Linked DNA regions of Homo sapiens: region 2 is linked to region 1. A link is a contact called in ENCODE Hi-C or POLR2A ChIA-PET data. All regions are on one chromosome and are shown on one strand. The core of a region is the stretch at or near the end of the contact, and the rest is flanking DNA. Distances in the headings are between cores, read along the strand shown.

Region 1 (4,751 bases), core at 763-3,262:
GAGTACCAAGGACTACAGGTGCGAGTCACACCTGGATAGTTTTTTTGTGCGTGCTTTGTTTTGTTGGTTTTTCTGAAACAGAGTCTCTTTCTGTTGCCCAGACTGGAGTACAGTGGCACAATCTCGGCTTTCTGCAACCTCCGCCTCCTGGATTCAAGCGATGCTCCTGCCGCAGCCTCCAGAGTAGCTGGGACTACAGGTGTGCGCCATGACATCCGGCTATTTTAGTAGAAACGGGGTTTTGCCATGTTGGCCAGGCTAGTCTCCAACTCCTGACCTCAAGTGGTCCACCCAACTCGGCCTCCCAAAGTGCTGGGATTACAGGCATGAGCCACTGCGACTGGCCTCCTGCTAATTTTTTAATTTTTTTCGAGAAACAGTGTCTCCCTGTGTTGCCCAAGCTGGTCTCCAATACCTGGGCTCAAGTGATGCCCCCACCCTGATCTCCCAGACTGCTGGGATTACAGGAGTGAGCCACAGCTTTTCTTCATTAAATAAATACCTGAGCTCCTACTACACGGCACTGAAAGATAATCCATCGGGCAAGACAACACAACTATAATTTGCTGTGTTTAAGATGATATTGATCTGCGGAACACAGGGAATATTTGTCCATTAATAAAAAAGGAAAAATCACCGTGAAGAAACTTCCTTGGAATGAATATAAAGCATAATTTCCATGATCCTAAGGATGAAATCATTGCCTTTCTCAACCAGAGCTCCTCATCTGAACCACAGAACACAGATAATGATTTAAGTGGCTCTTTTCTCTATTCTCCCACTCGGGGGTACATAACAGCTCCATTCTAGCAGCAGAGGAGAGAGAATAATTCATTACATGCAGTGGGTGTCGTAGGGCTGTGGGCCTTAGCACCCCTGTTCTGAGGCTGCCAACAATTTAGAGACCAGAGGCTCTATCTGTGCACACACGTAGCATGAATTAGTACCTGTATTGTAAAGGGAAAAAGTCATAACTACTTCTGCTGGCCTAAGCCGTCCTGGGTTAGACAAGCTTGGAAAGTGCACGACCATCACTATCATTCCGCTGTCACTGCACCATGCACAGTCCTGTCACCTTTACACGTGTAGAATGCATCGAAATCCTTCCAAAATTTTTAGTGACCTGCTTTTCCCTTGCTAAAGTAAACAGTAACTTGCTGTGTGCCCGGCTGCTGGGCGCGTAAGGTGCGTTCAGAGTCAACACACGGTCCCAGTTTCCAAAGCAAACTACTGGGAGATCAGACACAAGCTGCTGTTCGCGCTCGCCCCACCCCAAGCACCCAGCACTCTAAGGTGCCCACATTTCACACCCATCTGTTGCCTCCCGCTTGGTGCACAGTCCTTTGTGAAGCCCCAGGGATAAAGCAGCGACCAAGAGGACCCGGCCTGCTCCCCGGGGCTGACGCCAGCTGCGGGGACCCCGTGGGGCGGACCACAGTTAGGCCAGTGGGCTCCGGCTGGGTAAGCGCCAGATACAATCCGCCAAGCGGAGTGACGGACAGGGAGCCACGCTCGAAGAGGGGGTCGAGGCCGGGACCTTCCCCGCTCCCTCCTCCTGCCCCAACCCGCCCTGAGGACTCCGCCCAGGAAGCCCTGGGGACCCCGCCCGGAGCCCCCACCCTAGGACTCCCGGGACCCCCGCCCTGGGGACCCCACCAGCAGTCCCCGCTCAGGACTCCCTGAGACCCTGCCCGCAGCCCCCGCCCCAGAACGCCGGAGATCCCCGCCCTGGGGACCCTCCCGGAGCCCCGCCCAAGACGCCCCGAGCCCCCGCCCGCCCTCCAGACGCCGCCCCGGCCGGGCCTGAACCGCTACCCGCGGCTGCCGCTCACCGCCGTCAGGTCTGGCAGCCGGTCCCGCATCCCCGCCGGCCGGGCAGCGCGCCCCGCCGCTCAAGCCTGTCCCGAGCTGCCTCCGGCCGGGCCTCGGGCTCTCCGGTCTCCGCCTCAGGCCCCGCGGTCCCGGCCCGGCGCCAGCAGCCCTCCCTGGAGCCGGCGCTGCCACGGCAACCGCGCCCCGCGCGCTCTGCGCATGCCCGGCCCGCGCCGCGCCCCGCACCCACCCACACGGCGGCAGCGCTTTCCAGCGGGAGCCCGGAGGGGCGGGGCCTGGGGGCGGGGCCTAGGCGGGGAGGGGCGGGGTCCGGCCGAGCCCCAGGCTGGCAGTTCCGCTACACGTGCTGTTTGTCCCTTGATCTGCTTTTATGCTTTCACACTCATTGTTTTATTTATCAAAATATAGAGCATTCAACGAATAGTGACAAAAGAGCAAAGCTCCCGGAATGTGCTGGGTGCAGCTTTGGGTAATACATATGCCGAACCTTCTCTTTAAGGGTCCACGCGCAGCCTCGGGTGTGAATGAAGGAGAAGAGATCGTGTACCACACATGATGCTTACGGAGCATAACACGGCAGGGGGCGGTAACGGGAAGAGCGTCCGCAGGCCCAGCCCTGGGATACCATTCTGGCAGGAGAAACAGGCAATACAGACACAGACAAATAAATGATAGATGAGAAAAGAAAGTAAGGGCATGGGCACGGAACTGGCAGAGAGGTCGTCATGAAGGTGCAGGAGCTTAGGTGAACTACCCAGGTTGGGGGAACAGTCCCCAAGACCATTATCACCTCTGACACCAACGGCAAATTCTGGCGGTTTCCAAAACCACCTTCAAGTTCCATAATTTGCTAGAAGGAATCACAGAATACACTAAAAACTACTGTACTCACAACTATGGTTTCTTAGCAGGAAAATGATACGGATTAACATCAGCCAAGGAAGAAGGGCAGAGGGGGAGTCTGGGGATTACGGCGTGCAGCTTCAAGGTCCTCCCGTGGTCCTCTCCCTGTGTAGTCAGGCCTCATTACTTGCCCTGCACTGATGTGTGGCCTTACACACGAAGTACTGCCAGCCAGGGAAGCTCACTTGAGCCACAGTGTGCAGAACGTTTACTGGGCTCCATTGCATGTGCATGATTGATTGATTGTTTGATTGCTTTCATGCTTGATCTCAGCCTCTTGGTTAAGTGATATCCATGTAACCCTAAGCCCCCACCATAAATCACACTGTTACTCTCTGGCTAGCCGAAGACTCCCAGGCAAACAAAGATTGCCTTCCAGGAGGAGAAGGCAAGGCCAGATTTGTTTTTAAACAAGGTTAAAGTCTTTACTGCCTCCTGGAGGAGGTGGCTTTGGTCTGACCAGAAGGCAGCGCTAAGAAATCTGCTTGAGAGCAACAGGCTACACATTAAAAAACAGGACGTTTTGGACTTGGTTCTAGGTGTGATGTGGTTCTGTTACCCGATGGAAGGTCTTGACAGCCAGTTGTCCAGGTGAGTGTGGTGGCGGGCACCTGTAATCCCAGCTACTCAGGAGGCTGATGCATGAGAATTGCTTGAACCCGGGAGGTGGAGCTTGCAGTGAGCCAAGATCGCACCACTGCACTCCAGCCTGGACAGTAAAGCGAGACTCCGTCTCCAAAAAAAAAAAAAAGATATGTTTTTTCTCTCCATATCCTGAACTTCCCCACCAGAATGCCTCCTGGACCCCGCAACAGGCAAGTGCTTTTCTTTCGGCCTTCTTGCCTCTGCCACCACCATTTTAATTCTCCCTCTCTGGTAAATACTGGGCCCTCCCTCGTTTCTCCCTCTCTCCCAGTGGATTTTTCAAAAACATATGATAATATTGGCAGCAGCTGGATGGTGTTGAATTGGCAACCAAAACTTTTTGTTTGTTTGTTTGTTTGTTTGAGACAGAGTCTTATTCTGTCTCCCAGACTGGAGTGCAGTGGCATGGTCATAGTCCACTGCCGCCTTGAACTCCTGGGCTCAAGTAATCCTCCCACCTCAGCCTCCAAAAGCACAGGGACCACAGACATGAGCCCACCATGCCCAACCTCAAAACTTTCCTTATCCTGCCAGAGAAAAAAAATGAAGTTGTGAATAATCGTTGTGGGAATTCAGGGACCCTGAATGGAGGGACCGGCTGAAGCCATGGAAGAAGAACATAAATTATGAAGATTTCATGGACATTTATTAGTTCCCCAAATTAATACTTTTATAATTTCTTATGCCTGTCTTTACTGTAATCTCTGAACATAAATTGTGAAGATTTCATGGACACTTATCACTTCCCCAGTCAATACCCTTGTGATTTCCTAGGCCTGTCTTTACTTTAATCTCTTAATCCCATCATCTTCGTAAGCTGAGGAGGATGTATGTCGCCTCAGGACCCTGTGATGATTTTGTTAACTGCACAAATTGTTTGTAGAGCATGTGTGTTTGAACAATATGAAATCTGGGCACCTAGAAAAAAGAACAGGATAACAGCAATGTTCAGGGAACAAGAGAGATAACCTTAAACTCTGACTGCCGGTGAGCCAGGCGGAACAGAGCCGTATTTCTCTTCTTTCAAAAGCAAATGGGAGAAATATTGCTGAATTCTTTTTCTCAGCAAGGAACATCCCTGAGAAAGAGAAAGCATCCCTGAGGGTAGGCCTCTGAAATGGCCGCTTTGGGGGTGGCTGGGCATGGTGGCATGTGCCTGTAGACTACTCAGGAGGCTGAGGCAGGAGGATTGCTTGAGCCCAGGAGGTTAAGGCTGAAGTGAGCTGTGACTGTGCCACTGCACTCCAGCCTGGGCAACAGAGTGAGACCCTGTCTAAAAAAATATATATATACACATACACACATGCACTATAAATATATAGTATATACATACTATACACACACATATAGTGTATACATGCTATATACAC
Region 2 (4,751 bases), core at 789-3,288, 1.3 Mb after region 1:
TGGACTGGATGAGGAAAGGCGAGAGAGAAGTCGTGTTTACGCCTAGGCCTAGGCCTGCCGCTTCCCTGCCTGTGACCTCTGGGCTGGGCTGCTCTGCTGGAGGCCTGGGAACCGCTCCCCAGAGGGATGGCACCAAGGCCCAGAGGAACGCCAGCCTCAGGAGACCCAAGTGGGAACCATGAGCTTGAGAGTGCTGAGACCACACTTGGCACCGATGTGGCAGGGACGCCTGACCCACGGCCACTCACAGCCTTGTGTGTGGGTGCCCAGGGAGGTGTTCCCTCAGCTGCCTGCCCGGGGCTGGGGCACCTGGAAAGTAGGACGAGATGCCGTGTGCCCGCAGCTGCTTCTGCAGGTCAGGATGGACGTCAGGGATGTCCTCGATAGGAACCAGGTCTTCGGTGACATTCCTTCTGACACAGTTAGGCTCAGCCAGCCACCTTGGCAGGAAAGGCTGGACCTGCCATCAAAAAGAAAGAGAGGCCAGGTGAGCGCTTTCCAGGCTCTCGCGCAGAAGCCCACGGTGGAAAAAGCTAGGGGAGGGAGGCTGGGGAAACCTCTGTCGTCTTCAGCTCCTTCTCAGCCCCAGGATGCGCTTTCCATACAGCCTTCAGAAGTTAAACAGTAAAAGCAGATGCCACTCCCTGAGCAAACTCACTCTGTAGCCTCCCATCAACCCACAGTGGCACCCACCCTCCCGCAGCCAGGAGGTCCTGTGACCTGGCGCTCGCCTGCCCCAGCCACGCCGGCGTCCCTGCCTCGAGGCCTCTGCCTGGCACCCCCAACCCCCAACCTTGACCTGGCTTCAAGTCTTTGCATCCCAACTCAAAGAGAACCTCCTCCACCTGCCCTACCTAAGGTGCCCGAGCACTCTGTCAAACTTCTCGCTTTCTTCACCTGTCTCGCCGGAAATCTCTTTACCGAAAACCACACGTGCTAAGCAAAAACACCAACGGTCAGGAGCTTGCAGAACGGCCTCTGACTTACTCCTGAGGCGGTGAGCGCACAGCAGGAAACCCCGCACGTTCACGCAAACACATCTTGCAGAACTGGCGCGGCGCGGCGGGAGGACAGGGGCAAGCCTAGCAGAGGAAACGGGAGCTCTGCACGTGCAGGATCCAGACCCCTAGGCGATGAAACTGCAGACCTGGCAGCGAGGCGCGGCTGTGACCCGGGAACATTCGCTGAACGAAATCTTCCGGGGCGACCGCCGCACTTAAGAATCCGCGCAGCCTACCCTCTCACGCCGACCACCCTCCCGCCCGCCGAGGCTCACCTTCGGCGCCTTCCTCTTCCCGAACCCCCCCAGCACCAGGCCGGGGACCAGGGGTCCGGCCGCCTCCTCCAGGGCCGGTCCATCTGGGGCCGCCTCGGCGCTGGCGCTGGTGCTGCGCTCCCCCGGCGCCTCCTCGCTGCTCCCTGCGCTGGGCTCCCCTGGCGCCTCCTCGCTGCTCCCTGCGCTGGGCTCCCCTGGCGCCTCCTCGTTGCTTTCTGCGAGGCAGACACCCACCCGGCAGCGCGTCAGCACCGAGTCGCCGGCGCCCCAGAGGGAGCCCGCTCGCCCCGCGGCCCACCTGCGCCCGCGTCCTCGCCGTCCGCCTTCCGTCGCTTTCCCTGCGGCGCCTCCGGGCTCCCCGGCTCCGCGTCGTTCACCCGCCGCCGCCGCCGGGGCCGCCGTCGCCTCCTGGTCGCCGGCTCGGTCGATGCAGCCGCCTCGGTCTGCGCGGGCTCCCGCTGCTGCTGCCGTTCGCGGGCCCGGCTCTGCAGCCGCTCGAGCAGCGCGCGGGCCCTGCCGTGCGCCCCGGCCTCCGCGCCCTCCGGCCCCGCCGCAGCTGCCGCATCGGGGCCCGGGTACCGCGCGACGTAGAACAGCGCCATGGCCAGCCGCACGCCTGGGACTCGGGCGTGGCGCGCTGCGATGACGTCGGCGGCACGCCTGCGACTCGGGCTCCGCGCAAAAGATGGGGTTGGGGTACGGCGCGTAGAGATGACGTCGGGTTCTACGCGCAGTGGTGACGTCACGGGAGCGCCGGCGGCTGAGAATCCGCGTTGTTCCGTGTTGGGGGCGGCATGGAGCGGGAGCCGGGCGCCGCGGGAGTTCGCCGGGCTCTGGGCCGCCGGCTGGAGGCGGTGCTGGCGAGCCGCAGTGAGGCCAACGCCGTGTTCGACATCCTGGCCGTGCTGCAGGTGGGCCTGGCGGCGTCGCAGGGCCGGAGTCGCGGCACGGGAGCGGGACTTGAATGGGGGGCTGCGGCGGCAGGTCCCCAGGAGGTTCCGAGACGGCGTTGGGGGGTCAGGGTGGGAGGCGTGTGGGTCACGGGTCGGGGGTGACGGGGCTGGCGTCCCGAGGGGGAAGGGAACGGGTTGGGGGCAGCCTAGGCAGGGGCGAAGGTGACAGTTGGCGGCCGGGCACCCTGCCGCCGCCTCTCCTGCAGTCTGAGGACCAGGAGGAGATCCAGGAAGCAGTCCGCACGTGCAGCCGTCTTTTCGGGGCCTTGCTGGAGCGGGGAGAGCTGTTTGTGGGCCAGCTGCCCTCTGAGGAGATGGTCATGACAGGTGAGCCCTGGAGGGCCCCGGGGCTGCTCTTCTCTTTCCGTGGGTCGGAGGGAGGCTTTGTCACCATGGGATGAGCGCCCCCAACCCTGGCACAGGCCGTGCAGGCTGGTGGGAGGACGCACCAAGCCCACCGTGGAAGATGGATGGTGGCGTTGGGGCAGGGGTGACATGGGTGCCCTGCAGCTGAGTGTAGATGAACACTGGACAAGGTACGACTTTTTGTGTGCTTTGCACCCCTTTTGTAATTTGATGTTGACTGATCCTGACACGGTCGCTTAAACTCGGAGCTTCCTTTATGTCCCCATCCTGGGGACGTCAGGTCTTGGAGTAAAGAGAGGGGATGTGGATCCTGCTCCTGGCAGCTTGGCTGGGGCAGTCCTGGGGTAGGAGGTGCTCTTCCTGTTTGCAGGGCTCAGGGAATGTGCTGGTCTCAGCACAGGTCTGGGGGCCTTAGCGACCTGTTTCCACCTGCGGAGGCTGAGTAGAAGACAATGGGAGGGTGGAGCCAGGCCTGAGATTTTGGGCTGGGCCCAGGGTGGCGTATGTGGGCCTCACGTGGGCTGACCACCCTAACCTGTCTGCAGGGTCCCAGGGAGCCACACGGAAGTACAAGGTGTGGATGAGACACCGCTATCACAGCTGCTGCAATCGCTTGGGAGAGCTCCTGGGCCACCCCTCCTTTCAGGTCAAGGTGGGTCATTGGGCTGGCCTCATCCTTGTCCATCCCCTGCACCCCAACTCCCAGGTTATCCACAAAGCAGAGGTCTGGGGCTCCCACAATTGTCCAGGCAAAGCTGCTTCCTTCATGGGAGCATCACCCTGTGGGTGTTCAGTCCCATTCAGAAACATGGCTATCGAGTCCTGTAGTGAATATTGAAGACGCAGAATCCGTGTTCATTTCCAGTGGCATCCACGGGGATCTCTGTGTTTGCATAGAGCACGCACACCAAGCCTCGTGCCAGTCCACAGATGTGTTTGCTCAGATCACACTGTGGTCTGCAGCCATGGGAATGCATTATGAGCTTTCTTAAAATCTGTAGTGAGGAATAACTGAGGCACAGTTTACCGTTTAAAGCTGAGAAGTTAGCATCTGTTACTGTGTTGTGCAGTGGTTGCCGCTATCCCAGAACATCTTTATCGCCCCGAAAAGAAATCCTGTACCAGTTACCATCGCTTCCATATCCCGCCCCTTTCCACCCCCAGCCCCAGGCAGCCACTCCTGGATCAGTGGTTACTTCCTGGATCAATGGGTTTGCTTTTTTTAGACGCTCCTCATAAGGGGGATCATACGGTATGTGGCTTCTTCCACTCATCGGCGTGTTCGAAGTTCGTTCTCTTTGTGGCTGAGTAGCAGCGCGTCGTATAGCACAGCACGTATCGTTCAGCCGCTCGTAGGTTGCTGGGCATTTGCGTCGTTTCCACCTTTGGCTGTTACGAACAGCGGACTGTGAACGTTCGCGTACAAACTCTTGTGTGATGTTTCTTTTGCTTGAATATGCCTTATCAGTGGAATTACAAGGCCACACAGCAGCTGTGTTTTTAATGTTCTGAGGAACTACAAGACTGTTTTCCATAGTAGCTGCGCTATCTTACCCTCCCCCTGGCAGCATTTGAGAGTTCCATACTCCACATCCTCGCCAACACGTCTGTCTATAATTATAGCCGAGCTGCAGACTTTTAAATGTTGGGGAGATACCACGTGAAAATAACCAGTTTCCACCTTCTCAGAAAGAAATAATCAGTTCTGTCAACACGGGGTCTAAGTTTGTTCATGGCTGCGATTGGCTGGAGGGAGAGTCAGAGACAGCTCTGAGACAGCCGTGTGCTCCTGTCATCCCGCACGAGGCTCTTTTGCTTTGTGGTGTCATTTGCCTGGGCCCTGAAAGCACTGAGTTTGCCACCCCGAGATGAGAGCTTCCAAGCCTGGGTCTGAGTTGGGCACCATGCTGGCATCACACGCCTGTGTTTTCACAGCTGTTCCCAAGGGTTATGGTGGCATTCCCGTGACACAGGTGACGAGAGAGCAGTCAGGTGGCCCATAAAGCAGACCTGGGCTGTGTACCCTTCCCCCGCCAGACTCTGTCGTGAGCACTGGATCTCTTTAACTAGAGATCTTGTCATCTCTACGTCATGGGTGGGACACGGAAGCCCAGAGTGGCATCTGGTGGCGTGTGGAGCAAGAGAAGGCCCGGCCG

Evidence for each region. Hi-C counts contacts between places; a loop is a spot of excess contacts on that map. ChIA-PET counts read pairs that join two places held with the same protein, here RNA polymerase II (POLR2A). Pooled maps may share reads with other maps.
Region 2: a loop to region 1 is called in a pooled map, with 9 times the contacts of the local background. The contact joins the promoter of NOC4L here to the promoter of STX2 in region 1. A Hi-C loop is called at or near these places in 6 of 50 pooled maps. POLR2A ChIA-PET finds 5 or more read pairs at or near these places in 2 of 52 experiments (AG04450 and BJ).

The regions. Positions count from the first base shown.
Region 1 is chr12:130,837,238-130,841,988 of GRCh38, forward strand. STX2 (syntaxin 2) reads right to left here and starts at 2,013. Exons shown (of 11, transcript NM_194356.4): 1 at 1,833-2,013. The coding sequence starts at 1,862. RefSeq lists silencers at 1,577-1,636, 1,707-2,216.
Region 2 is chr12:132,142,419-132,147,169 of GRCh38, forward strand. It overlaps NOC4L (nucleolar complex associated 4 homolog), which reads left to right and starts at 2,039. Exons shown (of 15, transcript NM_024078.3): 1 at 2,039-2,187; 2 at 2,436-2,556; 3 at 3,141-3,247. The coding sequence starts at 2,071. DDX51 (DEAD-box helicase 51) reads right to left here and starts at 1,901. Exons shown (of 15, transcript NM_175066.4): 1 at 1,575-1,901; 2 at 1,277-1,491; 3 at 310-460; 4 at 1-4. The coding sequence starts at 1,878. RefSeq lists enhancers at 1-892, 1,822-2,121 and silencers at 1,492-1,691, 1,762-1,811.